Linked DNA regions of Homo sapiens: region 1 is linked to region 2. Evidence: chromatin loops called from intact Hi-C (ENCODE). Cell type or tissue: heart right ventricle. All regions are shown on one strand. Links, peaks and the distances in the headings refer to the core of each region. The heading gives the core; the rest is flanking DNA.

Region 1 (16,496 bases), core at 7,153-12,152, 200 kb before region 2:
GTGGAACCAAGAACCTAGTGGGCAGAGCCAAGCACCAGGGAGGTTCAGTCCTGGTAAATAGTAGGACTGAGTCCTAATCAAAACACTTCCAAACATTTGTCCAGATGGATTTCACAATTGCTTTGGACCAGTGACTCCTTTGAATTTCTCAATTTTCTCCTTTTTGAAGAGGGATGTCTGTAGCAGTTATCTTATGCCCTCTCCTGCCACTGGGGAGCAGATAACATGAATCTTTATTTCACAGGTTAATAGATTGACAGGACCTGTACTTAAGGTTCTACACCCTGAGGACAATCATCTGCAGCTGGACTACATTTAGATGATGAGATTCTGGATTCAAGCTAATGTTGGAATGGGATAAGACTTTTTAGGAGGTGCTAGGAGAAGAAGAGTGTATTTTGCATGTGGAAGGAAGAAAAATAAATTGTGGCAGAAGGACAGACTGCGGTTCCTTTAAAATAAATTGTGACCTGCCAGGCATGGTGGCACATACCTGTAGTCCCAGGTACTCAAGAGGCTGAGGCAAGAGGATCGCTTGAGCACAGGATTTTGTGTGCTATGATTGTGCCTGTTAACAGCCACTGCACACTAGCCTGGGCAACACAGTAAGACCCTGTCTCTAAATAAATAAATAGTAACCAGAGAGTGGACAATTCTCTCCTCAAAAGATGGAGCTTAATTTCTCTCCCCTGGAGCATGGGGAGAATTGAAAGACTCACTTCTAACTAATAAATATGGCAGAAGTGACAGTGTGTGATGTCTGAGATTAGTTCAAAAGCAGCCTTCAGGCTACTCTCTCTTGGATCCTTGCTCTGGGGAAGAACACTCAAGCAGCTTTAGAAAAAGTCCACGTGGCAAGGAATTGTGGTCTTTTGCCAACAGCCATGTGAGTGATCCATCTTAAGAGTGGATCCTCCAGCCCCAGTAAAGTGTTCAAATGACAGCAGCCCTGGCTAACATATTGACTGCAACTTCATCAGGGAACTTGAGCCAGAAAAACTCAGCTAACCTGCTCCTAAACTTCTGACCCACAGAAATGGTGAGATAATGAATGCTTGTTTTAAGCTGCTAAGTTCTGGAATAATTTGTTATTCAGCAGTAGATAACTAATACAAGCCACCAAGTATCATTTCCCTTGGTGAAGTTTCTGTTGCATTAAAAGAAACTTAAAAACCACTGTCCTAAAATATGGCAGGAAGACAAAATGTATACACTTTCTTAAGTCTTTCACAAAGAAGATTTTAAATTCATTAGCCAAGATCTAGGAAAAAAAAATATCAACTTTTAATTCTTTTAAATCTCAGCCTTCTTTGTTCCTCTCTGGGCAGAAAGTGATCATTCTCGTTAAGTGAATAGGGAAATGATACACTATGCGTTTGCCCTTTCACATTATTTCACTAAGTTCCCCAAGGCATAAGTAAAATTTTTACTTTTAAGCCAATTTACAAATAGAAATACTAAATACAAAAAAATTAATCTACTTAACATTATGCAACTTTAGTTTAATGGGCAAACTATAAGACAAAAACCCTGGCATAAAAATGGAGTTTAGTAATTTTTTTCATTTAGACTCTACAGTTAGAATTCAACGGTCCTCTTTGAGATACTTCCTAAAGAAATCTCAATATTTAACAACCTTAACCAAAATTGAAACTTCACTTCATTCTTTCAGTTACTAATATGCTGTTACTACAATCATTTGGTTGATAAGTTCTTTTAAAATTTTTTTTGAGACAGGGTCTTGCCCTGTCACCCAGGCTGGAGTGCCGTAGTGTGATCACGGCTCACTGTAGCCTTGATCTACTGGGCTCAAGTAATCCTTTCGACTCAGCCTCCCAAGTATGAGACTACGGACTCACACCACCACGCTCGACTAATTTTTTAATTTCTTGCAAAGACTGGGTCTCACTATGTTGCCCAGGCTCGTCTCAAACTCCTAGGCTCAAGCAATCCTCTTGCCTTGGCATCCTAAAGTGCTGGGATTACAACAGGCGTGAGCCACCATTTCCGATCTAGTAAGTTAGTTCTTAAAAATGGGGTTTCTTTGGAGAAGGAAACATATCTATTTTTGATCTAAATAATTAATGTGCTCTTCAAGTGTTTATAAACCTAGACACTCAAGTTTGCATAAAGTAAGGCACTGAACATTTACTCTCTCATGACTTTTCTGATGAATCTTTCCATTTGGAAAGAGTTTCTTTAAAGTGGGCACTATAAAAAATAAAATTACTCAATGCTTACATTGCTTTTATAACTTGTACTTCAATGCTTTCACCGAGGCCACTGGTATGGGAGAATTAATTACTTAAGAGTGGAATTCCCCTTTGGTTTTGGACTTACCTCTATGATTAAATTCACAAGGACACAACAAAAATGATTTACCAGGGCTACTTCAGGCAGCTCTATGCCTTGGTGCTAATTTTGATACCCAAGTTGGAAACCTAATATAACCCTAACCTGGGCATCATATGTCTGTGTGCTGAACTCTGTCTTAGGGGTGCATGATCTTCATCATGCAGAAAGTTACAAATTCATTTTGCATTTTAAATCAAGCTGTTCTCTCATTTTCCATCATGTATTAATACATTTCCACTAAGATTTTGTAAGAAAACAGATCATTTGAATATGATTCACAAAGTCTGACTATTGCTGTGCAGACAGGATTTTTCCACTTGAGTTGAATTTTTTTTTTTTTTTTTTTAGGTAAGGTCTCACTCTGTTGCCCAGGCTGGAATGCAGTGGCATGATCACGGCTCACAGCAGTCTTGACCTTCTGGGCTCAAGTGATCCTCCTGCCTCAGCCTCCCAGGAGTAGATGGGACTACATGTGCACACCACCACACCCAGTTAATTTTTAAATTTTTTTGTAGAGACAAGGATTCACTATGCTGCCTAGGCTGGTTTCAAACTCCTGTGCTCAAGTGAGCCTCCTGCCTCGGCTTCCCAAAGTGCTGGGATTACACTGTGAGCCACTGAGCCTGGCCTATAATCTACTTTTAATTTAGTTAATTTAGTGTGTAGTCACGTGTGCTTGCAGTAGACATATGTAATACTAGGCTGCCAAATCACAGACTTCCTCAAAAACCTTAAGTCTTCTCATGCCACTCTGAGCGTCAAGGTACCCAAAGGAAGAAGAAAATACGTGCATGGGATATACCTAACTTATTTATTGGTTCCTATGACTTGAGTCATGCCTTTCTTTTCTTTACATATTCAGTCTGAATTGGGTATCCTCCTTTAATAAAGTGCTATACCCAGAAAACACACAAAATTTAAACCACCAAACACAATACTAGGTTGTCATTAAGGCTCTGCAAATCAAATACACAAATTAGATGTCCATTTCTCCTTTGAAAGACTGGAAGCAACTGGTCACCACTCCTCCTCCACCCCTCTTTTAACCTGAGGGTAGTTTGAGAAAACTTCTACCTTATTATACTAACATTTCCAAAGAGGGAGAAAAATTACAGCCTTCTAATTCAACTCACAGGACTTTGCAGGATCTGAGTAACTCGTTTCCTCTGCTCCATCATGTTGAAGTCTTGTCGTAGATCAGGAGACATGTTCCTCTCCCTAATGTATTCTGGGTCATTTTCATTGATGCGGTCAAAATATCTCTCTTTGTGAGGCATGCTGGGAGGAGGAGGAGTGGTAATCACGCCTTGGCTGGCATCTGAGCTCATGTTTTAAGTCTGTGGATTACTCTTGTTATCTGCATTAATAAACACAAAGAAGGACATCCATGATAAATTCATTAAATTCAAAATTTACATGGGTCAAGCAGAACTTTTACATTTTGCCCTCAGAGTTAACAGGTGCACTTTAAAAAGTAGCTTCTCAAAAATATTAGAACAATTTTTTATTCATATAAAAAGATCTTAGATTATAATGCTCGATTTGTAATTGATATTTTCAGAGCTAACAGAAACTCATGGTTCAATTAAATTACGTTAATGTCATCAACTGCCTTTTTTTTTTTTTTTTTTTGAGATGGAGTCTCACTGTGTCACCCAGGCTGGAGTGCAGTGACGTGATCTTGGCTCAATGCAACCTCCACCTCCTGGGTTCAAGAGATTCTCCTGCCTCAGCCTCCCGAGTAGTTGGGACTACAGGCGCGTGCCACCATGCCCAGCTAATTTTTGTATTTTTTTAAGTAGAGATGGGGTTTCACCATATTGACCATGCTGGTCTGGAACTACTGATCTCATGGTCTGCCCACCTCGGCCTCCCAAAGCATTGGGATTATAGGCATGAGCCACTGTGCCCAGCTGGGCTGAAGTGATCCTCCTGCCTTGGCCTCCCAAAGTGATAAGATTACAGGCATGAGCCTCTGTGCCTGGCCCCCAACTCCTACTTTTAATACCACATATGCAAAGTCATACTTTCTAAGTATTTCAGAGTAATAGGAACTAGTACAAACCAGTATGAATTACATTAGGGAAAAAATAGTCTTAAACAACATTCTTTTAAAGTGCTGCAAAGAACGAATTTTTAAAAAGTAGTTATAAAACTTGTGAACACTAAGGGTTTCCCTCTGATGTAGCCTTTGGCCATGCAGAATAGAAACAAGGTATCATGTATATACAGAATTCTAGTTTTAAAAATCTTATGCAAATATTTATGCAACAACTATCCAACATGCATGTTTAAAAAACATTAGGTTCAAGACACAAATAGATGAAACACTCCAGAATGGTGGCTTTCAAACATTTTATATTGTATTCACATACAAATATATAAGATACATAACTGAGATAAATTAATGACATACTTTCCCTTACTATGTGGTATATTCCGATATTTTCTATTTTAATCTACTTCATTTTAATACACGCTAGTCAAATTGATTGATGATCCACTAATGGGTTGTGACCCACAACTTGAAAAACAATGCCCTAGAAACTCTAAGTTATGGTCAGGAAGGAAACGGAAGGGAGAAGGGGTAGGAAATGTTAATTGAGAATGAATATATGCTAGAGAGGAGAGTAAGATTGATTTTTTTGAAGAAATATTGTAGCTTATTACATATTTCTTTACATATTAATATTTTAAAAATAGTACTTACAGTAAATCACATTTTTGTATTTTTTTTTTTTAAATAGAGTTTAAGCTGGGCGTGGTGGCTCATGCTTATAATCCCAGCATGTTGGGAGATTGAGGTGGGAGGATCACTTGAGCCCAGGAGTTCCAGATCAACCTGGGCAACATAGTGAAACCCTGTCTCTACAAAATAAATTAAAAAAAAAAAAAAAAGCCAGGCGTGTTGGCATGCACCTGTAGTCCTAGCTACTCAGGAGGTGGAGGTGGGAGGATTCCTTGAGCCCAGGAGGTTGAGGCTGCAGTGAGCCATGATCACACCACTGCATTCCAGTCTGGGCGATGGAGTGAGGCAAAAAAGTTTCTGTATTCAGGCCGGCACAGTGGCTCATGCCCATAATCGCAGCACTTTGGGAGGCCAAGGGGGCAGATCACGAGGTCAGGAGTTCGAGACCAGCCTGGCCAACATAGTGAAACCCCGCCTTTACTGAAAATACAAAAAATTAGTTGGGCGTGGTGGTAGGTGCCTGTAATCACAGCTACTCGGGAGGCTGAGGCAGGAAAATTGCTTGAACCTGGGAGGCGGAGGTTGCAGTGAGCTGAGATCACGCCATTGCACTGCAGCCTGGGCAACAGAGTGAGACTCCATCTCAAAAAAAAAAAAATTCTGTATTCATGAAAATAGTTCACAATTTGCTTTAAGAAATATGGGTGTTAAAAGAACTTTAGCCAGTCACAGATAAAATGTTACAACTATCTGCTTAGTTTAGATAGAAGGCTTTGCAAATAGCACAATGTCTACCCATTTAAAACACATCAATGTCAGCACTGCAGAAAGATAAAAACATTTTCAAGCTCTCTGAGGATATTACAAAGGGCTGTTTATGATTCTATGAATTATACATCTGAAAGCACATTTTTGGGGGAGGATTTTTGAAAATAAGTACCTATAAAACAGATACTCTAAACACAGAGCCACTTAAAAATACTCCCAATCATTACATTTCTATCCAGTCCCTTAGCCATCCAACTCCTAGGATTATTATTCATAGATAAGAATAATATTTCTGCAATGTTTCAGTATATTCAACCATTTCAAAGCAGAACTACAGAAGACCAGGCTCCTCTGAATCAAATCAATTGACTGCCTTAAATTGAGGATCATTGTACAAAACAACTGGCCAGTACTCTTCAATCATGTCAAGGTCATGAAAAATAAAGACTAGGCTGGGCGCGGTAGCTTATGCCTGTAATCCCAGCACTTTGGGAGGCCAAGGCGGCCAGATCATGAGGTCAGGAGATCGAGACCATCCTGGCCAACACGGTGAAACTCTGTCTCTATTAAAAATACAAAAAAATTAGCCAGGCGTGGTGGCAGGCGCCTGTAGTCCCAGCTACTCAGGAGGCTGAGGCAGGAGAATGGTGTGAACCTGGGAGGTGGAGCTTGCAGTGAGCCGAGATCACACCACTGCACTCCAGCCTGGGTGACAGAGCGAGACTCTATCTCAAAAAAAAAAAAAAAGAAAAACAAAGACTAAGGAACTGTAAGGAACTGTTCCAGATTAAAGAAGACAAAGGAGACTAAGACGTGACAATTAAATGCAACATGTAATCTTGGATCAGATCCTAGACCAGGAAAAGGACATCAGTGAGACAATTGGTGAAATTTAAATAGAATCTGTAAATTTGATAATAGTATTTACATCAATGTTAATTTCCTGAAACTGATAATTACAACATGGTTATGGAAGATATTATCATTTAGGGAATCTGGGTAAAGGACAAACAGGAATTCTTTCACTATTTTTGCCAACTCTTTTGTAAGTCTGAAATAATTTCAAAACAAAGCACAAAAAATCCAAAATATATACATAAACATTAATCCAATATAAGACAAATCCAATCTCAACACAGTCAAAGGAAAATATTAATACCACAATTTTCAGGGCCCTCCTGAATTTTATAGTATACCATGTTCTTTCCTCACCAAAGAATTTTTAAAAGTTTGCTCACAGGTAAGATAGGATACAAAACACACTTACAAAAAGAAAACCCCCAAACAATACCTGAGCTATTAAACAAAAACAGTCATACATATGAAAGCTATATTCCCAATCCACTTAGATTAATATAAGAACCCTCAAAACTCAAAGTAACAGAGGTAGTAACATTGTATAACTGTTAATATACTTAAACAGTATCTGACATATGCTCATACCATGTATTTTGTAAAGCTGTTCATTATCAAATTAACCCAAAGTGTTCACAGACTGAGAAAAATACCCCTATGTTCAATTCTGAGCTCACCAGCACTGCTAGTGCCATTCTTGCCTATCTTACAATCTGGGTTGCTTGTATTCAGGTCCACTTGTAGAGCCCTTTCCACCTGAGTTACCTGTTAGATGCCTCTAGATGAGCTGGACTCCTGATTTGGGCTCTGTGGTACATCGTTTTTCAAAGACGGCCTCAAGAATTCTTCCATGCTTCCCTGCGATCTACTTTTTCCACTAAGAAGTAGAGACTATTTTCCTATCCCTTAAATCTGGTTTGGACTTGTGATTTGCTTTGACTAAAACAATGTGGCTGAAGTGACATTATACACTTTGAGGGTCGTGCAGCTGCCACACCATGAAGAAGCCCATAATGAAAAATGAGGAGAAAGAGGCCCAGCTGTCCCCAGTAAGCCAGGTTCCCAGCAGACCCCCCCCAGCTAACTATCGCAACATGAATGAGTCCAGGTAAAAGCAGGTAAGGTGCTACTCAGTCAACATACAGAATCATGAGAAATAATAAATTGTTAAACACACAAAGCTTTGTTTTTGTTGTTGTTTCTGTTTTTCACACAGCAACAGATAACTAAAGTGAAAACTGGTGTTACTGGTGCTGTAATAACAAAAACTGAAAACCTGGCATTAGCTCTGGGGCCTAGGCAGTGGGGAGGCTATTAGTGGAGGCTGACAAGGCAGTGAGGAGACTGCTACTGGAGACTGGAGAGAGGGTTATGTTGCATAATGAGAGCACAAACTAACAAGAATGTGTTAACTTGAAAACTAGAAAACATGCTTAACGAATGTGGAGCTCACTAAGATTTCTAGGTAGAATGCTGAAAGAGCCAACTGAGTATTGTTTTTTTCCAAAAAAATATTTTTATATAATAATCTATAATAAATAACACAGACATCCCTTATGCCCTTTTCCCCAGTTTCTCCCAATGGCAACACATTGCAAAACTATATTACAGTATCACAACCAGCACACTGACAGTAATATAGTCAAGAAGGAGATTATTTCCATCACCAGAAGTACTCCGCATGCTGCCCTTTAATAGCAATGCCCATTTCCACTCCCTCCTTAATCAGCAGCAACCACTAATCCATTCTCTATTGCTATAATTGTCATTTAAAGAATATTATACAAATGAAAATATGCAACATATAAAACCTTTGGGGATTGGCTTTTTTCACTCAATCATTTACTGAACATTTGTGGAGGCTGTCATATCAATAATTTGTTCCTTTTTACTGTTGAATGCTATTCTATGGTATGGCTGTATCATTATTTGTTTAATCATTTGTCTACTCAAAGACAACTGGTTATTTCTCGTCTTTGACTATTATAAAATTATAGCATATTTTTTCATTAACAGGAAAAAGTAGAAACAACCCAAACATCTATCAACTGACAAACACAAAGTATAGTATTTTGTCATATGGTAATCCAGAAAGTGGAATATTACATGGCAATAAAAGGAAATGGAATACTGATATGTGCTTCAGCATGGATGAACCTTGAAAACATTGTAAGTGAAAGAAGCTAGTCACCAAGGACCACATATTGTATGACTCCATTTATATGAAATGTTTAGAAAAGACAAATCTATAGAGGTAGAAAACAGATTAATGGCTGCCAGGCACTATGGGAAAATGAGGAGTGGCCGCCAATGAGATTTATTTTTGGAGTGATGAACATGTTCTAAAATTATTGTGGTGATAGTTGTACAACTCTGTGACTATATTAAAAACCACTGAATTGTATACTTTATATGGCCAAATGGCATGGTATGTGAATTATCTCCATAAAACTGTTATTTTAAAAATCCAACCTGAGAAGCTACTGACCACCTTGCAAGCTTGGGAATGGGGACTCTCTTGTAGTCCTCACAATGGGCGAGAACTCCATAAATGGGGGCTGAATTAAGTTACTTTACTATATCACAACTCCTTCCAAATAAATCTGGTTTGCATTATTTATAGGCTGGGAATAGTAAAAACAATCTTTTGAAAAGAAGTTATTACTTACAAAAAAATCTTTCCAAACTTAAAATTCTTGGCAGTTTGAATAGCTTTCTTTAGAATAAGCAAAGAGATGGCTGTACTTTCAACTACCAGACCTATTTTTCCACACTTCAAAGAATAATCAAAGATATGCCAAGACCGCAAAGCAGCATATTTGGTTAAAAAACAAAACAACAAATGCTATTTCAGTTTTTCTTGATGAAAGTTACTATGAAATTTTAAAGTTATTTGAAGTTCTAGAAAACAACTTAGACCCTACACAAACTATGACAAGCTACTATCCTTAGATCACTAGTGAAATTTTCTTCATTTTAAGTTCTAAAAGACATGAGCTGCTTTTAAATGCTAGCCAAAATTTTATATACAACTGACATGGAAATTGACAGATCTGAAAACTTGAAGCAGAAATAGATAAAAATGAAGAAAAATGGGAGAAAAAACCCAAATGAACCTGGCATTGAGCAGCACTGAGTAATACAGATGGCACTAAGTGCACAAATGGAGAAAAACTTAATTATCCCACAAAGCACTAGGCTCTTATTCCTAAAAGGCTATTGATTTTATATGAGCTTCTCTTGAAATATTTCAGACTAGATTCAATGATCACTTTTTACAGATGAGAGGAAACTATACTCAGTGGTGTTGAGTGACTTTTCTAAAGTTACATTGCTCAAATATCATATTATAAAATCATAATAATGATGTTTATTAGCATTACCATGTCATCCAGATTGCCCCATAATCAAAATTTACTCCTTCAATGAAATATAAGAAAGAAAACAGACCCATCACGCCATGTTTATGGATGTATTTTATAAATACCATCCACTGAGAGGAACAGGCTATTAAGAAGAACTAAAATTCTAGTGCTTGTAATAGACTTAATGGTCCGTTTGCCTAGCATGCACAGAAAAATAGATGTACAAGTGGGGTAGTTGTATAATGGTGGTTTATTTGACCTAAATACCAAAGGGACAAGTTTTAAGTACATCATTAAATATTAAAAAGTACTCACTAACATTTTATCAATACAGTAGTTCCCCTCCTTAACTGCAGTTTCAGTTACCTGTGGTCAACCACTGTTCAAAAATAGGCGAATATAGTACAATAAGATTTTGAGATACAGGGAAAGACCACATTCACATAACTATATATTTTTCATACATACACACACACACCCACACACCATAAAGACACTTAGTATCTTTGCCATCAGTACTTAGCAAAACATATAAATAAGATGCATAAAGACAAAGAGTATTAGGAGATGGGCAGATGAAGAAGCTCAATGAGCAGGCAGATAAATGGTATAATAAAATGTCATGGAACATTCCACACAACTTTGAGTTCCAAACAAAAAGGAACTACATGCAAGGTACGGACCACTAAATTGACTCAAGTCCATCTGAAAAGGAGACTACGTTGGCTATTGATCAGTATATAGGAAGTCTTAACTCTTTACCTGACAGATGACCACTATGACTTAATTAGAAGCTATTAACAAAATGACATTGACTGTGCTCTGGGTAATAATAAATTGTATTTAAGTTTCACTTTAATATAATTTAGCATCATATTAAAAGAGTTGAGGGCTGTATTATGAAACAAAACAAACCTCAGAAAAATATCCTGTTGGGACCTAAAGAGTTAAGACAAGTATAATACACCAACTGAAATAAGTGGTAATAGAAATTGGTCTAATATAGATACTAAATAGAAATGCATGTATACATAAACATGTCTAAACTACAAAAGCAGTAATTTAATGAAACATTTTAAAGCAATCACAGAATTCCAGGTACTATGCTCTATACAGATTTTCTCATTTAATATCCTTTACAACTCTGGCCAGGTGTGGTGGCTCACGCTGGTAATACCAGCACTTTGGGAGGCCAAGGTGGGCGGATTACTTGAGGTCAGGAGTTGGAGACCAGCCTGGCAAATATGGTGAAACCCCATCTCTACTAAAAATGTAAAAATTAGCTGGGCATGGTGGCATGTGTCTGTAATCCTAGCTACTCAGAGGCTGGGGCAAGAGAATTGCTTGAACCCAGGAGGTGGAGGTTGCAATAAGCCAAGATTGCACCACTGCACTCCAGCATGGGTGACAGAGTGAGACTCTGTCTCTCCAGCCTCCAAGAAAAATCCTTCACAACTCTATGAAAAGGCGACCAGTATCCCCAACTTTATAGATAAGAAAACTGAGGGGTTTTTTTTTTCAGTTTAAAAAATAAAATTATATTTATTTAAAGTATACAACATAATGTTTCCCCACCCCTTTTATGTTAGGTTCAGGGGGTACATGTGCAGGTCTGTTACATAGGTAAATTGTACGGCATTGGGGTTTGGAGTACAAATGATTTCATAAGCCAAGTAAGTGAGCAGAGGACCTGATAGGCAGTTTTTCCGCCTTCACCCTCCTGCTACCTTCCCCACTCAAGTAGACCGGGTGTCTATTGTTCCCACCTTTGTGTCCATGTGTATTCAATGTTTAGTTACCATTATAGGTGAGAACATGCAGTATTTGGTTTTCTGTTCCTGTGTTAATTTGCTTAGGGTAATAGCCTCCAGCTGCATCCATGTTGCTGCAAAGGACATGATTTCATGTTTTTTTTATGGTTGCATAGTATTCGAAGGTATATATGTACCAAATTTTCTTCATTCAGACCACTGTTATGGACATCTAGGTGATTGATTCCATGTCTTTGCTATTGTGGATAGTGCTGCAATGAACATATTTGCGCTTGTGTCTTTTTGGTAGAATAATTTATATTCCTTTGGGTATACACCCAGTAAATGGGATTGCTGGGTTGAATGGTAGTTCTGTTTTAAATTCTGTGAGAAACCTCCTGCTTTCCACAGTGGCTGGACAGCAGTGTATAAGTGTTCCGTTTTCTCCACAACCTCGCCAACATCTGTTATTTTCTGACATTTTAATAACAGTCATCCTGACTGGTATGAGAAGGTATCTCCCTGTGGTTTTGATCTGCACTTCTCTGATGATTAGTGATGTTGAGCATTTTTCCATATGCATGTTGACTTGTGTGTATGTCTTCTGAGAAGTGGATGTTCATGTCCTTTGAGACTATTTTCTTAAGGGGTTGTTTACCTGTTGGGTTAAGTTCCTCATAAACTCTGGATATTACACCTTTGTTGGATGCATAGTTTGTAAATATTTTCTACCATTCTGCAGGTTGTCTGTTTTCTACGTTGATAGTTTCTTTTGCCGTGCAGAAGGCTCTTTAATTATGTCATACTAGTTTATTTTTGTTTTTTTGCAATTGCTTTTGGAGACTTCATCGTGAAATCCAGGTTTTCTCCTAGAGTTTATAGTTTTAGGTCTCACATGTAAGTCTTTGATCCATCTTGAGTTGAATTTTGTATATGGTGAAAGGAAAAGGTCCAGTTTCAATCTTCTGCATATGATGGCTAGTCAATTATCCCAGCACCATTTATTGAATAGGGAATCCTTTCCCCGTTGCTTGTTATTGTTGACTTTGTCAAAGATCAGATGGTTGTATGTGTGTGGCTTTATTTCTGGGTTCTCTAACCTGTTCCATTGGTCTATGTGTCTGTTTTTGAACCAGTACCAGGCTGTTTTAGTTACTGTAGTCTTGTAGTATAAAAACTGAGGTTTAATAAATTTGTCTCAGATTACCAAAGGTTCTTCTCACAAATAAGGAAATTACTCATGGTTATAGATCTTAACAGGCATGGTGGAGTTAGCCAAAAAATATGAGATGGCTCAAAGGACTATCATTTCCTAAAGATATATCCAGCCATTAGATCACTGACTTTATTTGGGGGAGGGGGGATGAAAATATTATATGATCACAATACTCAATACCAAAGTGGAAATAGTAAATATTCTAAAAGTAGCAATAAAATTTGCACAAAGTCTTCCATGGCTATCAAACCTACACATGTGGAAACCTACCTACCTCTCTGGCCTACTGCTGGAATTGTCAGATTGATCCGTATTATTCTTAAATTCCTGAACCCCGTTTTTGTTCTTTTGAAATGACTTGTTATCTTTAAAATAAAACTAAATTCTAAACCTCAATATAAAGTCCAGGAAATAATAAATCTATAGTTGTTTAGTAAAAGTTAGGACTGAGCCTTAGTTTAAAATCCAACTTAAAGTCAAGGGAAAAAACCCCCACAACAATAACAAAATAAAATAAAATAGTAACAGCAACCCACTGCGGTACTAAATGTTCTGTACTTAATGGAAGTTGATGTCTGACTAAGCAGTCATTTAAAAAAGATAAAATATGTGTCAATTGGAGGCCACAGCTAAGAGGGTGTTTCAGTTTCAAATTTTGTTTTACAAATAAAAATATAATATGAATTAATATAAACTCTTGGCAAACATGAGTCTCCTTGTGATTGTACAATTGGAACAAAGCAGTTAGATGTAGTCATAACACACACATTGTTCATAATGTAGGTGCAGAACAGTAAGTAAAAAAATGTCAAGTAGGGGCTGGGCATGGTGGCTCACACCTGTAATCCCAGCACTTTGGAAGGCCAAGGTAGGCGGACTGCCTGAGCTTAGGAGTTCAAGACAAGCCTTGGCAACATGGTGAAACCCCACCTCTACTAAAAATACAAAACATTAGCTGGGCGTGGTGATACATGCCTATAGTCCTAGCTACTTGGGAGGCCAAAGCATGAGAATCGCTTGAACCCGGGAGGTGAAGGTTGCAGTGAGCTGAGATCACGCCACTGCACTCCAGCCTGGGCGACAGAGCAAGACTCTGTCTGCCAAAAAAAAAAAAAAAAAAAGTCAAGTAGGTGCTTGTTATATCAACATAATCATTCAACAGGGTGATTCAAAGACTAAAGACAGAGTTGGACAATGCTGAGGATCAGTCTAACCTCTGTGTCACTAACGACGAAGGATATTTTATTGATCTACGTTACCTGTTACAAGGAACAGTGAGGCAAACAGATTTCTGTACTTGAGGTGATGGTGGGGGTTGGGAGAGGAAGAGAGGCAGTTACTTGCTTAGACATTGGTAGAGGTGAAAATAACATTCACTGGTAACTTGAAATAAAAATCTTTATTATAATTAGGTCAAATTTACCAATTACAATGGCCATACAAGGGGCAGGGTTACAAAGTTGAAAACATGTACAGAAAGTTCAGAGAAAGTATTTCTTCAAGTCCAAACTCAATCATTAATCATTATCTAACATTAACTTGAATTGTTCCCAACATAAACCATTTGGAAAAGTAAATATGAAACTGATTTTATATATATATCATATATATTATAAACATATATCATATATACATATGTGTGTGTACATATATATATATTCCTATGAAATGAGTAAAACAATCAACCACAGAAAGGCAATCCCTCAAGTATCTTACAGAACCCAAAGACACACAGCCTTGGTGAGCCTTTACTCTCCTTTCTACAAAATATAATGAACATTCTATATATATTCCCTTAGTCACCATTTGTCTTCAATGTGGAGTTTTGGAAAATGGTTGAGAAACAAAAGAAGGGTTCCCCACCCCACATCCCAACCCCTTCCTTAGAGAAAGCTGACAGAGACTAGTGGATTGATTACTTAGATGTGCGTCTCAGACATTTAGTTTCTGTTGAGTTCCCTGCTATTAGAGAAAATTTTAAAATTGAGATCCAGGAAACTATCCAGAGCTTGACAGCTCATGATAAATGAGAGGTTTTAAAAAGAGGAATCACTAGAAATTATTATTTTTAAATAAACATTCATTGCTCTCAATTTCAGGAGATACCGTAAGTCTTTGATTCTTATTTGGTAGTCTTTCTAGGCAAAAAGCTTTTTTTTTATTTTTATTTTTTAAAGAAACATCAACTCTCACATACTTCATACTTTACTGCATACCCACTCTACAAATCTCAGTGGACCTTTTCTCAAATGAATATTCAAATACAAATAATATAGGAAATTTAACTTCCCCAAATTCCAATCTTACATCTACCTATTTCACAAGCTGAAATTAGATTTTAACTGAAGAAATGCAAATAATCCAACAAAGCTTATTATTAAAAATGAGCTGAGTCTGCAAAATAAATATGCATTGAAAAGGCTAGTCTAGGAAACTGATTTGTTACCATGGACTATGTTTCTGTGTTCCATTCCTAATACAGTCATTGTGACGTGCCACGGTGGGGGAAAGGGAGGGATGGAAAGGCACAAAAAAATGAGACAAAGTTCCTTATTTTAAAAATTGGAGGAAAATACACAAAAAAATATTAAAGAACCACAGGGTATAATTACCAAGAGTTCATTTTGATCTACTATTTCAGATATTCAAGCTAAAGACTTTTGGCTTTCATAACTTATAAAAAATACAGCTGCAAAAGTCAATCCAAAAACTGTAGGCAACTCAACACACTGCAACTGCAAAGCAGTTGGATTTGAAGGAGGAGTTTCTGCCTTCCGATTTTGGCTGCTAAGGAACATTTCAAGATCATCACAACTTGATCTGTTTTGTTTATGAAACGCCTAATATTGTGCCATGAAAATGCATCTTATTAAGCACAGATAATGGTACTTGAAAACTACTTGCAAAAATACTTTTTGGTTATAACCTGCCACTTTAGCAATTGGTTGATGGTTTTAAGTGCAAGTTCACAAAAAGAGATTTTTATCAATTTCAGAAATCTGTTTCTCAAAACGGATTTGTCAAAAACTTGCTTTTTCAAATGTATCATCTTTTAGATCTAAAGATTGACATTCAGCCATACTACTGTACTATAGTGGTTGAATAGTGTCTTCCCTAAAAATTCATGTCCCCAGAAGCTCACAGTGTGGCCTATTTGAAAATAGGGTTTGTAGATCAAATTAAGTTGAGATCATACTGGATTAGGGTGAGTCCTAAATCCAACGACTAGTATCTTTATAAGAGGAAAGTGAGAGAGATTTGGACACCAAGTAACAAAAAAGACACAAAGGAAGAAAAAAGCCCTATGATGACAGGGCAGAGATTGAACCGATGCAGCACAAGCCTAGGGACCAAGCTGGGAACCATGAGAAGCCCGGGGAGGGGCATGGAATAGATTTTTCCCTCAGACCCCTCAGAATGAACCAATCCTGCCAACACCTTGATTTTGGACCTCTGGCCTCCGGAACTGTAAGAGAATAGATCTGTTGTTTTTAGCC
Region 2 (15,515 bases), core at 10,516-15,515:
TTTTCCCAGCCTTTACTTATGTATAAGGCCCTACCCATCTCAGGTATTAGACATGATATAGAGATGAGGATTGTTCCTGGTTTTAAGAAGCATACAGCTTAATAATGGAGTTTAGATGTACATGCACATACCTGTATTGTAAGGTAAAATGTGGTAAGTGTGATCAAGAAAATCTGGACAGAAGGCTGTGGAAGTTTGAGGGTGAGAGGGGAAGATGATGAAGAGCTTCATGGCACAGGGGAGACAGTTGAATTGGACCTTGAAGGATGGGTGGAGTTTGGGTAAATAGAGGGATGGGGTGGAGGAGGAGGAAAGAGGTTCTAGGTAAAAGTATTAGTGGCAGCAAAGGCAAAGAAACAGGGAAGCTTCGGATGCTCTTCAGAAACAGTGGGACAGGTTTCCCTGGCAAGAGACCAGGGAAGTAAAAAGCAGTGGTGGGAAATAAAGCTGTTGTTACAGGATTCTTCAGTTGCAGGTAATAGAAACTGCCTTGAGATACCTTGAGCAATAAAAATGCTTTATAAGGATTCAAGGGCAGAGCCACCATATTGGCACAACTCCAGATTGTGAATGGTGCTCTCAGAGTTATGTGTGTCAGGGCCTCAGATAGGGTGTCTTGTGGAACATGAGGGCAGGAATGTAGCAGGCCCTCAAGAAGAACTGGGACGGGAGGGTTTTCAGGTCTTGCTGCATATCAGTTTCTCTTTTTCAGCCAACTGGTTGGGTCATATAAACCTGACAACACCTACATTTATATCTTTTCCTCTCTTACTTTCAAGATACCAGATTGAACTAGAACCTTAATCCCCCAAATTCAAAGTCCAGGATGAGAACTTGATTGGTATATGTAGCAACTTGGTTCTGCATGGTCCTGGTTACTCTGTGTGTGTGCACGTGTGCGTGTCTGTGTCTGTGTGTGTGTCTGTGTGATGTCAGACATGAGTAATGGGGGTCCACCAGTCCACCATGATGGAGGGGGTGGTAGATAAGGGTATTTCTGTAAGTTGAGCAAAGATCACAAAACATGTCCATTCTGGCTGGCTGACTTCCTGCCTCTCCCCAGAGGTCCTGGTCTACATGGTTGCGACAAGGTCAGGCCTGTATTAACCTGGGAACAACTCAACCTCAAGATTGGATCTCTGCCTGGAGACATGGATTTCCTGGCCTTAGGAGCAAATGAAGGGCTTGAAATGAATAAGCAAAGGGATCGGATATTTGAGGCAACAGTATGAAGTTTAGGATACTTTGATGTTTAGAACAGTGTTCCCCAAACTGTGTGTGTTCTTCAGTATTCCTGTTGTGTCTTGTAAGATGCTCTACAAAAAATATATTTGTTAGTTGAGAAAATAGTGAAATGAGCTGAACAGTGTTTTTTTATTGTGGTGAAAAATGTATAATATGACATTTATTTTAACCATTTAAAAATGTACAATACTGTAGTGTTAACTACATGCACATATTGTTGTGCAACAGATCTCTAGAACTTTTTCGTCTTGCAAAACTGAAACTTTATATCCATTAAACAGCTCCTCCCAGTCTCTCTCCTCCCCTCCTATCCCTGGCAACCACCATTCTACTTTCTCTCTCTAAGATTTTGCTGGGCCAGTCACGGTGGCTCACGCCTGTAATCCCAGCACTTTGGGAGGCCGAGGCAGGCGGATCATGAGGTCAGGAGTTGGAGACCAGCCTGACCAACATGGTGAAACCCCATCTCTACTAAAAATATAAAAATTAGCCAGGCTTGGTAGCACGTGCCTGTAATCCCTCTGCTCAGGAGGCTGAAGCAGGAGAATTTGCTTGATCCTGAGAGGCGGAGGTTACAGTGAGCCGGCCGAGATTGCAGCACTGTACTCCAGCCTGGGTGACAGAGCGAGATTCCGTCTCAAAAAAAAAAGTTTGCCTGCTTTAGATAACGCATGTAATTGGAATCATGCAGTATTTGTCTTTTTGTGACTGGCTTATTTCACTTAGTATAGTGTCCAAGGTTCATCCATGTTGTAACATATGACAGGATTTCTTTCTTTTATAAGGCTGAATAATATTCCATTTTATTTAGAGACTTTTTTTTTTTAACCTGTTCATCTGTGGATGGTCATTTCAGTTTTTTCCACCTCTTGGCTATTGTGAGTAATGTTGCAATGAACATGGGTTTGCAAGTATCTTTTTGAGATCCTGTTTTCCATTCTTTTGGATATATGCCCACAAGTGAGATTGCCAGATCATATGATCCTTCTATTTTTAATTTTTGGGGGAACTTCCATACTGTTTTCTGCAGCACCTGTACTATTTTGCATTCCCACCAATGGTACACAGCATTCCAGTTCTTCCACTTCCTCACCAACACTTGCTATTTTTTGTTTTGTTGTGAGGTGATGGCTCATTGTAGATTTGATTTGCATTACCTGATGGTTAGTGATGTTGAGTATCTTTTCATATGCTTTTTGGTCCCATTTGTATATTTTCTTTGGAGAAAATGTCTATTCAAGTCCTTTGCCCCAATGAGTTTCATAGCTGCAGGACTTCTCAGGGCCTTTAATATGCTGATGTGCACTCTGTACCTCTAAGGAGGGGATAAAGTATTCAGCATTTTTCAGACTTAAATGTCCATGGAATTTTCCCAGTTATTTCAGGGGCGGGGTGGGAGACTCTAGTGTTTCATGGAATACCTTTATATGTTGTTCTGTGATAGTACTTTTCATCCGATGATGGGTCTTGCATGTAGAGGTGGATGAAGGGAGAGGTCAGAGTGAGAGGTGTATTCAGGCACCAGCTCACTGGCTGTTCAGCCTGGCAGAATATAGGAAAAGTAGAATATCAAGCTGGAATCGGGGTGGTGGCATGTGAGGAAGCCATGAGGCTGGGTGCATAACTGTTAGATCTAGTAGGCAGTGGGAAGGTAAGGATAGACTTGGTGAGGTTCGTTTGTGTTCATTAGAATAGACAAATAAGATTGGTCAACTTCAGGCTGGGTGTGGTGGCTCACGCCTGTAATCCGAGCATTTTGGAAGGTTGAGGCAGGTGGATCACCTGAGGTCAGGAGTTCGAAACCAGGCTGGTCAACATGTGAAACCCCATCTCTGCCAAAAAATACAAAAATTAGCTGGGCGTGGTGGCTCATGGCTGTAGTCCTGAGTACTTGGGAGGCTGTGGTGGGAGAATCGCTTGAACCCAGGAGGTGGAGGTTGCAGTGAGCTGAGATTGCGCCACTGCACTCCAGCCTAGGCAACAGAGCAAGACCCTGTCTCAAAAAAAAAAAAAAAAAGATTGACCAACTTCATATGAAGCAAAATATCATCTTGACCAAGGACTGGGTGAGGAAGTAGGCTGGCCACTGTGATTTGAGCCTGAGTTATGGTATGAGTCGTAGGTAGCAGAGGAGCTGGGCACTCCCCCATTTAAGAAGGGCAGACCATTGCCTTGTCTTCAAGGAATTTTGTTTTTTCTTTTCTTTGGGCCCCTCTGATGAGCTCTTCCTTGTTTCCTGTCAGTCCTAGGCCTCAGCCTTTGGATGTGGGCTTCATGTCACCTGGATTCTCTGCTGGATTCACCAGTGGCATTTTTAATTTTCTGCCCTTCAAGCATTGGACAGTTGCCCTAGGCTGATTTGATTGCAGTCACCCTGTTAGTGTTGAGCAGATGGTGGTTCCCGCAACTGGAGCACATGATGATTATGTAGCAGTTGGTTTGGGCAGTTCTGTAAGTCCCCTGGCACAGTTGTCTGAAATTGGGGCCCTCCTCCGAAAGGGTTCTCACAGGTCGTCATGGAGCCTCAGCTGAAGACTCCTAATAGCTCTACTATTTGTGAATCTTTACCTCCAGGGGAGGCCTCAGTGTACAGAAAGATTCGACCTGCTAATGTTACTTGAATTAAGAGTTGAAGGTTTCTGGTTAAGGGTGTGTTGGAAGCTTTGTAGTGTTTGTATTTCAATTTCAGTTTTCTTTTGCCTGGAGTTAGGATATTATCTGTGTGTTTACTAGTAGGAGACACCGACATCTTATAGCTGAGTCAAGTTTATCTTGATGTTCTTGGTCCTGGGTGCTGTTCCTTTGCCAGCTTTTTTTGTTTGTTTGGTCATCATAAAGCTGATTTTTGGACACCCTGACTGATACTTAAAAATGTTCTATCTTTGACAGTAGGTGTGGCCTATTACACCCGAAGCAATTCCTTCTGGGAGTGGCAGTGAGGCCATCTAAGCCACAGGGGATGTTCCAGGCTTTCCCTCAGCTCTTTATCTCCTACTAATGATCCTGCAATATCAGAATTAGATGGCTTTTCCCTCCATGAGGAAACTGAGGCTCTAATCTGAGACAGATGTGTTTTGTAGCAACATCCTGAAAATACAAAATGTATCAAGCTTGCTTGGTGTTAGCTGTTGCTCTTATTGCAGAAGTCACTGTTTAGACTTCACAGACTTACATTTTTGCACTCTTGCTGTCCTTCCATCTTCATCACCCCTCTCCACTCTTTCTTTTATAATCTTAACTGTCATTTCTATTGCTGTAGCTTAGCTGTCTGTCTTACATACGTGGAGAAATTGTGTTTTGTTTGTTTGCATGTTTTCTGACTGCTGCTCAGGGCTAGGTCTGGGGCAAATGCAGAGGGCAGGTAGTTAGCATATAGGTAAGCGTATGAGCTCTAGAGCCTCTCTGGGTTCAGATGCCAGATTTGCTACTTACTAGTTGCTTGACATCAGGCAAGTTACATGAAATTCTGAAGTGTCAATTAAACTTTCTGGGTCTCAGTTTCTGCATTCGCAAAAAGGAGATTGTGACAGTGTGGTATGTACCGCATGGGCTATTGTTAGGATGAAATGGGTTCATACTGTAGATGTGAATGCTTGAAGCACTTGAATGCTTGCTGCTTGAATGCTTGATGTCACTTGAAAAGTCTCGTCATATTAGCTGCCGCTATTGTTGTTATTACTGTTGTGGAGATGAATGAGATTCCCTTTGAAGAGATTAAATAATAGGTAAGCCACAGTCATAAATGAGAACACAAAAAGAAACTGGTGAATGTCATGGGAAAGGACCTCATTAGCACTGTCTAAGTAGAATCTGTGAGATACACATGTAATATTCAATGTTCTCATAGACACATTAAAGTAAAAGAGCAGTGAAATTAATTTTAACAATATATTAATCCAACATATCCAAAATATTATTTTAGCACATCATCATTATAAAAATTATTAAGAAGATACTTTACATTCCTTTTTATGCTGTGGTTTCAAATATGGGAAGTTTTTACATTTACAAAACTTCGCAATTTGAATGTGAAATTTTCATTGGAAATATTTGATCTGTGTTTAGATTTCATAAGACTGACAGTTGAAAAGGTGGACTCACGTACCCAAGTTGTTCTAAACATACTTAGAAGTTTTCCAGTAACTGAATCTTGAATATCAGTTTTTAAATTTGTATTTCAATTTATTAAAGTGAAATAAAATTAAGTATTCTGTTTCTCAGTCACAATAGCCACATTTCAAGTGCTTAGACACATGTGGCTGGTGGCAACTGTAATGTAAGTTTACTTAAAGTGTGAACTGAATTCAAAGGTGACAGAGTATTTTAAGCTGGCAGGATCAGGGAAGTCTTCATGGAGAAAGTAGGATTTAAATTGGAACGTGAACAGGTAGAATTTGGATGCATGGAAAGAGGGAGAGAAGTACAAGAAATACCATGGAAATCTTTTTTTAAATTATACTTTAAGTTCTAGGGTACATGAGCACAACGTGCAGGTTTGTTAACATATGTATACATGTGCCATGTTGGTGTGCTGCACCCATTAACTCATCATTTACATTAGGTATATCTCCTAATGCTATCCCTCCCCCCTCCCCCCACCCCATGACAGGCCCCAGTGTGTGATGTTCCATTGTTCAGTTGCCACCTGTGAGTGAGAACATGCGGTGTTTGGTTTTCTGTCCTTGCGATAGTTTGCTCAGAATGATGGTTTCCAGCTTCATCCATGTCCCTACAAAGGACATAAACTCATCCTTTTTTATGGCTGCATAGAATTCCATGGTGTATATGTGCCACATTTTCTGAATCCAGTCTATCACTGATGGACATTTGGGTTGGTTCCAAGTCTTTGCTATTGTGAATAGTGCCGCAATAAACATATGTGTGCATGTGTCTTTATAGCAGCATGATTTATAATCCTTTGGGTATATACCCAGTAATAGGATGGCTGGATCAAATGGTAAGAAATACCATGGGTATCTATGGAATTAGGAGAACATGCATGACAATAAGCTTGAAGAAGGGAGAACAGTGGCCTGGTTAAGACCATCCATGAATTACCCCTGACTGGTCATGGTTGTCCTTGACCACCAGAATCAGGATTTTAGAGTGACATGATCAGAGGGAGCAGTGTTTAGTATGGGTTGGAGAAAGGAGACTCTGGGAATTGAGAAACCTGTTAGGCCTTGCAGGATCTCAGAGTTGGGGTAAAGAGGGCCTGGACTTGGGTACTGGGGTTAGGAGCGGAGAGGAGGGGTAGGATTTGGAGAAGTAGTACAACCTGGATTAAATGTGGACCTTGCAGGCAGGTGGTAGAGGGGATTGGGAAGGTTTGAAGCCTGGGAGTGTTTGTGGTGCCATCAACAGAAGGAAATGGGTTCCTTGTTTTAGTTCCTGTGGAGAAGAGCCACATAGTTGGGGCGACTCTGTTAAGTGGGACTCTGGATCCTTGCTGTGATTGTGAGAACAAGAAGGAAGGGCTGGCTTCATGTGTGACCTGCCATAGTAGCCTCCTCAGTAATAGAGAGGCTGCTGTTCCCTGTGGCTCTTGTTCCTAATTGTTTCATTTCAGGGTAGATTCTGGGTTGATGGAGTTTCTCCTACGGCTGGGGAGGGGAGGGTGTTGGAGAAGTGAAGGGGAATCTTGAATTCTGTCCTTTGTGTACTTTCCAAAACACAAATATACACACCCACACGCTGTTCCCTGCAAGAGAGAAAACGTACCTCAAATGCATAATTACGCAAGGACTTGGCACTGCAGTGGTCTGCTTCTCTCTGTCCTCTGCAACTCTAAGGGTTTCTTCTTTTTAAACTCAGAGCAAGGGTTGTGGTATTAGGGTTGTTGTATTAATGAGCTTGGGCCCTGGGGGACTTTTATAGCAAGGAATCGTCTGTTCTCTCTGGTAATCTGGATACTTTCATGTACCATCCTAGTCGTATATTGGGATTCGTGGGCACCACTTGCCTCAAAGCAGGAGAATCCTTGGTTGGAGTCAGAGCTGTGCCAGCACTGCCTTTTAGAAATCTTGATTCCTCATCCTCCTCATCCGTAGACCCCATATTATGTTGTTGGGCTTGGCTTAGTCAAAGGGTGATGTTTTGTCAGGGACTGACTCTGCCAATGTGAATTTTTGGCTTTGTTTGTGGTTCCTCCTCCTGGAAGACATGATTCAGATTTTCCTAAACTCTTTGGACCCTACTCCATTCTCCTGGAGTCAGCTTCCTGTTTTGTTTTGTATTTCATAAACAGGCTTTCTCTTGGGGTGGGGTTAATGATTTTTATCCCACAGTGATTTTATCTGTTGTGTTAGAATAATGCTAGCTGTGGTAACACATCTCGAAGTTTCAGTGGCCTGGTATTGTAAAGCCTTATTTCTTATTTCATGTAGCAGTATAGAGTGGGTGTTCCTGGTTGGTGGGGGACTTCCCTCTACCTTGAGGGAAAGTGATTCAGGGATCTAGGCTCTTCCATCCCATAGTACCACCATTTTAGCTGGTGGAAGGGGACAGAGTATGGACAGGGCACACTCATTTGTTAGAGCCCCGACCCAGGTATCACCTCTCACCCACATTTCATTGGTAAGAATAAGTCATGTGACCTCACCTCAATGTAATGAGGCATGGGAATGAAGGCCTGGCTGGGCAGCTACTTTCCAGTGACTCTTCTACACTAAGGAAGGAGCACAAATCTTTGGACAACTGTCAGTTTTTCCCACATACCCTGACTTGGTTTCATTTAGGAGAGAAAAAAATGCCAATAACTTATATTTGGAAACAAGGAGTCCACATCTCCATTCACAGTCTAACTTTTGGTACTTCCTGTGGACCGATGGCCATTTATTCATTCAGTTTCAATTTTCTTGAGAACCTTGTATATTTGAGGCACAGTGCCAAGCTCATGGCTGATGGGAGAAGAGGGTCAGGGAAGGGGAAAGATGTCACGCTAATGTGGACTCTAGTAACTTTAGTCATGCTTATCTTGGCAGTCAGCTGTCAGCTTTACTTGGCAAGTTCCATCGGCATGTGACCAGCCATGTTGATCCCTCTTCTTAAAACCCAGCTCTGGTCATGTCACCACCCTCTCTTCAACTTTTAGTGTCTCTCTAGAACTTGCAGGATAAAGTTCAAGCCTCTTAGTCTGGTGTTTGAGGTCTTTGACTATTTGTCTTCAGACGGCCTTTACAGAAATCTCTGCAGCTGCTCCCTTGAACTTCTTGCCCCTGCCATTAGGCTAATTGGGTGTCGCCTCATGACAGGCCTCTTGCCTCTTGCTTCTGGGCCTTGTCACACCTTTCCCTCTGGACTGTTTTCCTGCTCTCTTCGCCTATCCTTGGTGGCCCAGTCAAACCTCTGAGCTTGGTCTGATGGATCTAAGGCACATCTGAGCATCCTTTAAACTATAGCAAATACCACACTGCATGTTCAGCATCGTTTATATGGCTGTTTATTAGTGTTAATATTTCATGGAATATCTGTCTACTATTGCCGATTGTCCACTTCGAGAAGATAGTTTCTTATGTTTGCTATAGAGTCAAGCTCGGTGCAGTTCATAGCAATAAGTGCTGCAGTTCATCAGATGTTCGGCATGCGCTAATTGCTTTATGTCACACCTCAACCCTTCAAGGTGGGCATTATGTTCATCCCCATTTTACAGATGAGGAAGTTGAGCCCCAGGTTCACCCAGCTAGTAAGTGGGGAACCAGGCTTGAACAGAGTTCTAACTGCTGGTTGTAGGAGATGTCTATTCTGTGGCTGATGAAAGTAGAGGTAAGTGCAGCATACACCTCGTATTCCTTGTTCCCTCAGAATTTATAATCCAATTGTGAGACTAGATGTGTACAACTTCTGTACAAAAGTAGAAGAGGTTGCTTGGCAGCTTGCAAGGGTATGGGCTTTCGAAAGTCAGACCTGAGGCTGGGTGCAGTGGCTCATGTCCATAATCCCAGCACTTTGGGAGGTCGAGGCAGGCGGATCACTTGAGGTCAGGAGTTCGAGACCAGCCTGACCAACATGGCAAAACCCTGTCTCTACTAAAAATACCAAAATTAGCTGGGTGTGGTGGTGGGCGCCTGTAATCCCAGCTACTTGGGAGACTGAGGCATGAGAATCGCGTGAACCTGGGAGGTGGAGGTTGTAGTGAGCCTAGATTGCGCCACTGCACTCCAGCCCAGGCGACAAAGCAAGACCCCATCTTAAAAAAAAAAAAAGTCAGACCTGAGTTCAGATCTTGGTTCTGCCATTTACTGTGGTGTTACCTTGGGGAAGTTAGTTATTTCTCTAAGCTTCATTTTTTTCATCTGTAGATTAGCGAGGGATGATACCTTCCAGGGCTGCTGTGAGGATTAGAATGAGAGGAAATGAATACAGTTATTGACTAGTAGGTGTTGAGACAATAATAAACAATACAGACTAAATAATCTTAGCTAACATTATTTGTCAGCATTATCCAAGGTAGGGTATGGATAAGTGCCAACATGGATGGTCCTGTAAAATTCAGAAATGTGGGAGCCTCTGAAAGCTGAAGTGGGTCAGGAAGCTTCATGGAAAAGGGAGCACTTGAACCAGATTTTTGAGAGATGACTAGCTTTTTTTTTTTTTGTAGTTTACAGATGCTTTATTTGGCTATGTATTGTTTATATTGTTGGAATTAGATGCCAACATTTAAAAATTGGGTAATTTCTCATGAACCCATATTTCTGGCTTCTTCTGAAATATTGAAGGTTAGCAACATGTGGCCTGCATTTCAGAAATCAGAGCTGAGTAGGAGCTGCTGTCTTTAGAAAAGATATCCTTTGTCCTGTACCCTGAGGTATTTGAATTTGAAACCCCATTTATAATCCCTTACGATCTTTTCCCCATTAGATAATGTATTAGTTTCCTATCACTGCTATAACAAATTACCACAGTGACTTAAAACAAATTTATTCTCTTATGGTTCTGGAAGTCTGAAGTCTAAAATGGGTCAGCAGGGCTATGTTACTTCTGCAGGCTCCAGGGAGAGTCCATTTCCTTGCCTTTTCCAGTTTCTGGAGGCCACCTGCATTCCTTGGCTCATGGTCCCTTCGTCCATCTTCGTAGATATGGTTGAGGTTTTAACTGGATGTAGGGAAAAGCTTCATGTCTCTTTCTGCTTGTTCATTTATAATACAAATGTGGGTTGAGGATCTAGTCACCTGTGCTGAGTGCAGGGACAGGACAGATACCCTGATCTCATGGAACTTATATGCTTGGGGTTAAGATGGGGGTTGAGGAACAAGACAATAAACATATAAAAAGTTCATTAAGAAGAGAAACATTGCCCAGCATGGTGGCTCTTGCCTGTAATCCTAGCACTTTGGGAGGCTGAGGCAGGCTGATCACTTGAGCCCAGAAGTTCAAGGCCAGCCTGGCAACGTGGTAAAACCCCGTTTCTACAAAAAAAAAAAAAAAAAAGGTGTGTGCCTGCTGTAGTCCCAGCTATTGAGAAGATTGAGGTGGGAGGATTGCTTGAACCTGACAGGTCAAGGATACAATGAGCCATAATTGTGTCACCACACTCTAGCTAGGGTAACAGAAGGCGATCCTGTCTCCAAAAGAAAAAAAAAAAAAAAAAGACAAATATCTAGAGTATGTGTGTGCTATACAGAGACTTAAAAGTGGCCAGGTGGCTATTATAGCTGGGTAGTACAGGTAGGCCTCTCTGTAGAGGTGATATTTGATCTCAAATGTAATGATGAGAAGGACCTAGCCATACCATGATCAGAAATACTTTTATAGGCACAAGGAAGCACATGTGCCAAGGCCTTGAGGCAGGAATGAGCTCAGGATATGCAAAGAGCAGAAAGGAGGTGGGTGTGTCTGGAGCATGGTGAATGGGAGCAGAGCTGCAAGAGGACTGGCAAAGTCAGATCAGCTGGTACCTTGACTGGGCCAGAGTTTGGATTTTATCTTAAATATAATAGGAAGCCATTGGAGGGTTTTAAGGAGGTTGCTAACATGATCTTAGATATTTGGAAAAGCTCACTCTGAGTGTATGTGCAGAGTGGATTGTAGGGGCGGTAGTCCAGGTAGAGATGATGGAGGCTTGGACTGAGTGCTGCTATTAGAAATGGAGAGAAGTGGGTGGTTTTGAGAAAAAGCCAGCAGCTGTGCTTCTTTGTGCCTTTTTCCTAGCATGCTACAGCTTTGGTTTATTTTAGGCCCTATGCTGTGTTCTAAGGAGACCGCCCCTGGGCGTTGCCAGCTTCATGCCTGGGAGAAGGAGAGTGACAGCCCTGGGCCCAGTGCTTGTCTGGCTTCTGCATAGCCTGTCAGTGTGGAGGTGAGGCTGTGGCCAGCCTTGCTTAGCAATGTCTTTCTGGAATGTTGACCACTTAGGTCATGTCTGGACATTCTTACCCCAGACCTTGTCTCCATCCCAAACTAAACATGTCCATTTGCTGTTAATTCCACCTCCCTTTGGAGGAACTCTTTCCTTGCCTTTGCTGATGGAGAAGTCTAGGTAAACCCTGCGGATCTTCCATCTCTCCCAAGCTTGCCCAGAAAGGGGTGGGGCATCCCTAGAGTACTATGTCCCTGAATGGAAGAGTCCAGCCGGGCTCAGACCTGCACTGCATTCTCTGCCAGTCTTTGCCAGTATCTTCACCCTGTGTCACGGGTGGAAGAGCCCCAAGCCTGTGGCGTCATGTTGGTGGAGAGTGCCCTCACTGTGTATTCCCCATTGTGCGCAGTGATTTTTAGCACAAGAGTTATTTTTAACTTAGTTTTCCCAGCCCCTTAGATGTCTTCTCACTGTTTAGGAAGAAGAGATTAATAATATCTCTTCCATTGCATATGTGCAGCACTTTCAAGTTTCTGGTGAGTTTTGAAAGACATTAACTTACTGTTTCTCACAAGAGTCCTAGGAGATGTGTGGGCCACCCTTCCCCCCGTTGTTACTTTTTAATAAAAAGTCTTGCACACAGTAATTACTCGGTTAATAAACAAGTGAGGATTCTGCAGTTCCTAAACGATGCTGGTGGCCATTTCTTTCTATTTCCTTAGTGCTGTTGACCGAATGTTCTTTATGCTTTAGGAATAAAACGTGCTTGCTGTTGCATTTAGCAATCTGAAATGACCTGTCTTAGAGATGAGGAAATGAGGCTGAGAGAGCTGCCAGGACTTGTTGCAGACTATGCAGCTGGGCCTGGGCTAGTGGGCAGGTGGCCCAGAGCTGCTTTATCCTGCCATTGTGGTTCTCTATGCTGGCCCTTCTAGTATCTCCCTGGAGGCTGGTTTGAGGCTGTGATTGCCGGTGCCTTGGTGAAAGAGGCAGTCCTTTTTTTTTTTTTTTTTAATTTTTGTTTTAATTTTTTGAGACAAGGTCTCACTCTGTTGCCTAGGCTGGAATACAGTGGCACAATCATGCCTCACTGTGCAGCCTCAACCTCCCGGGCTCAGATTATCCTCCCACCTCAGCCTCCTAAATAGCTGGGACTACAGGCACGTGCCACCATGCCTGGCTAATTATTGTATTTTTTGTAGACATGAGGTTTCACCATGCTCCCAGGCTGGTCTCGAGTTCCTGGGCTCAAGCAGTCCTCCCACCTCAGCCGCCCAAAGTGCTAGGATTACAGGCATGAGCCACTGTGCCTGGCTGAAAGGGGTAGTTCTTAACCATATAGCAGGAAAGGAACATGAGGGCCTTTTCCCCCTACATCATGTTGACTGTCCTAAAAATGCCTTGGGTCTGGCCAGCAGCCCCATTCCCCACCCTAAACTTTCTTAACCTTGCCAGGTCCTTTGGCTTGGGAGAATCCTGGTAACTGCAGAAGGAGCAGCAGCTCTGTACTCAGGCAGGCCTGGCTTTGGATCCTGACCTACTATTAACTTGTAAGTGGGCAGCTTACTTAAAGATTCTCTCTTTGAACCTCAGTTTTCTCATTTGCTATTGGTCTTATCCTAGAGAGTGATGAGGGCGAGAGATAAAGTGTCATGCATTGGCAGCCTGGCATAGGGCTTCAGAGTCCAGACTCTGGAGTTGACTGCTTAGGTTCAAATCCTGCCTCTGCTACTTAATTAGCTGTGTGATTTGGGGCAAGTTACTTAAACTCTCTGTGCCTCACTGGCTATTACCAGAAGTTGCACACTTTGACTTGTACCCTTTGCCCACGCGTAAGAATTTCTTACTTTCTTCACTCCCTAACCCCTTCCATACAGAGGCAAGGGGATTATCAGCTGAGAAGACCTTGGTTTTGGACATGACATTTTATTTTGCTGAAGCCTCCTGGATTGGATGAAGCGTTTCCGCTCACTCTGTAGCAGGAAGGGACAGGGTCTGCATGGGAGAGATTGGTGATGCTACCTCAGAGGAGGACCCAAACAGGAAGTTTGGAAACAAGTCAGTATCTACAGAAACTTAAGTTAGGGAATTGTTGGTGCTTAACACAGAAATTCAGCCTTACTTTTCAGAAAAATAACAGATGCCTAAATGTCAGTGGCAAGGAGGGGAGAAGGCTATTATTGGTTTGATTTTTGAGTAAGATCTCAGTGAAGAAAGAGCAGTTTTTATCTGTTTCTCCTGATGTGCTTTGGTTCTCCTAATGAGGAAATAGAGGCTAAAGGGAACAGCTCTCTCTGCCCTTAATTAATTCAATCTTCTGCAGTGTGTGCTAATCTGTTGTTTTCAGCTAGACTGTTGGCTTCTTGAGGGCGGGGGCCAAGGATTCCCCAGTCTTCATAGTCCCCGCTGAGCCTAGCACAAGGCTAAGCAGGCAGAACAGTCTGCTCATGACTGATCGAGGCCCACTTTGTTGTCATCTTTGTTTTCCAGAGTGAGTATATTGCTCCATGTGACTGTCGGCGGGCTTTTGTCTCTGGATTCGATGGCTCTGCGGGTGAGTCACTACTTTTTCTCTGTTCTTGCTGCACCTTTGTTCGCCTCCTAAAAATAACTGAACCGAGTTTCAGCCTGTGATATAGAAGCAAAAAGAAAATGCAAACCAGATGCTCCACATTGACTCTCTGCAGAAAGGTGTGGGTTCCCAGTCTTTCCCTGCTCCCCAAGGTCACCTTTCAGTAACCCTTTTTATTCCTCTCTGTATCTTTGCTTCAAAGTTTTAACAATTTTTATTTTTAAAAAGTTTTTGAACTTTTTATTGAATATAACATACATATAAAAGTTCTATCAATTAAACTGAATATACCTGTGTTACTAGCACCCCAAATAAGAAATGAGACTTTAATATAGTTTCAGAACCTCCTCTCTTAGCTTATTGGTCCCAGATAATTCTCCCAAGTGCTTGGCTTTTGGTTTCTGTTTTCACTCTTGGCTTAAATAACAAAGGTTAACTCTAAGCTGCATTGGTGTTCCTCAAAACCATTATGCCTTTGAGTTTTAGGGTGGACTCCCCACTTCAGGTTTGTTCTCTAAAGCAAGCTGGACAAGGTGGGAGCTCCCCTCCCCTCATGGTTAGCATGCTGCTTCCTTTGGCGTAAGTGCTTGTGTTGGTTGGCGCATTAGGATTGGCTTTGGCTGACACCTCTGCCAAAACCCCAAGTTCTGCCAGGCCTGTGGGAACGGAGGGCAGATAAAGGTAGGAGGCATAAGCTTCCTGCTAGTGACCACAGCAGGAACACTCATAGGGCCCACTTGGTCTTTCTCCAGGAAAGGTGAAACAGCTCCCCTGGGGTGTCTGGTGGAGCAGAGGAGTGGCTGTAATTGCTGAGCAGGAACCATCCCTCCCTGTGTCTTGTTGATTATACGAGACCACTTTGGCCATAGGTCTACAGTTCTCCATTCTCTGTTCTTGACTCATACTGTGCAAGTGGAGTCCTTTTTGTGCAGGGACCAGTGCCAGGTAGCTTGGGTCTCAGGACTGTTCTTTCAGAGCTTGACACACAGCTTGTTTTCAGTAGTGTGGTCTTCTCTTGCCCAGAGGTTTCTTTGGAGTCAAGGACCCATCTGCCCCACTAGGAGCTGATGCCTCTTACTGCTCTTGCCTGTCTACTGTCATTTTGTGCAGCTTCTGAGCAGTTGTTAGAAACCTTTCTTCTTCTTTTTTTTTTCTCCCCTGCTTCAGGCACAGCCATCATCACAGAAGAGCATGCAGCCATGTGGACTGACGGGCGCTACTTTCTCCAGGCTGCCAAGCAAATGGACAGCAACTGGACACTTATGAAGATGGGTGGGTACAGGCATGGCTAGCCCAAACTTAGTTGGCCTGATCTGGGCAGGGATCCTAGAGGTCCTCAGGACTCCTGGATCTTAATCCTTTTATGCAGTCATGGACCCTTTTGAGAATCCAAGGAAAACT

The links. Peaks named below come from ENCODE experiments on the same cell type or tissue, not always from the same donor. Only the 100,000 strongest peaks of a DNase experiment are listed, where the experiment ranks them.
Region 1: it touches region 2 in a loop (2.5-fold over the local background); 17 of 110 quality-filtered maps call a loop at or near these places.

What each region holds. Positions count from the first base shown.
Region 1 is chr10:110,087,841-110,104,336 of GRCh38, reverse strand. ADD3 (adducin 3) reads right to left here. Exons shown (of 15, transcript NM_016824.5): 2 at 3,489-3,712. The coding sequence starts at 3,683. Among named protein-coding and RNA genes, the nearest start is that of ADD3-AS1, 88 kb to the right of the region's middle. In heart right ventricle, for the core only: no CTCF peak of the experiment used is centred there; no DNase peak of the experiment used is centred there; H3K27ac peaks cover 410 bases.
Region 2 is chr10:109,891,593-109,907,107 of GRCh38, reverse strand. It overlaps XPNPEP1 (X-prolyl aminopeptidase 1), which reads left to right. Exons shown (of 21, transcript NM_020383.4): 4 at 14,033-14,096; 5 at 15,282-15,386. Among named protein-coding and RNA genes, the nearest start is that of XPNPEP1, 24 kb to the left of the region's middle. RefSeq lists an enhancer at 14,920-14,979. In heart right ventricle, for the core only: no CTCF peak of the experiment used is centred there; DNase peaks (open chromatin) are centred at 11,487, 11,747, 12,427 and 14,772; H3K27ac peaks cover 5,000 bases.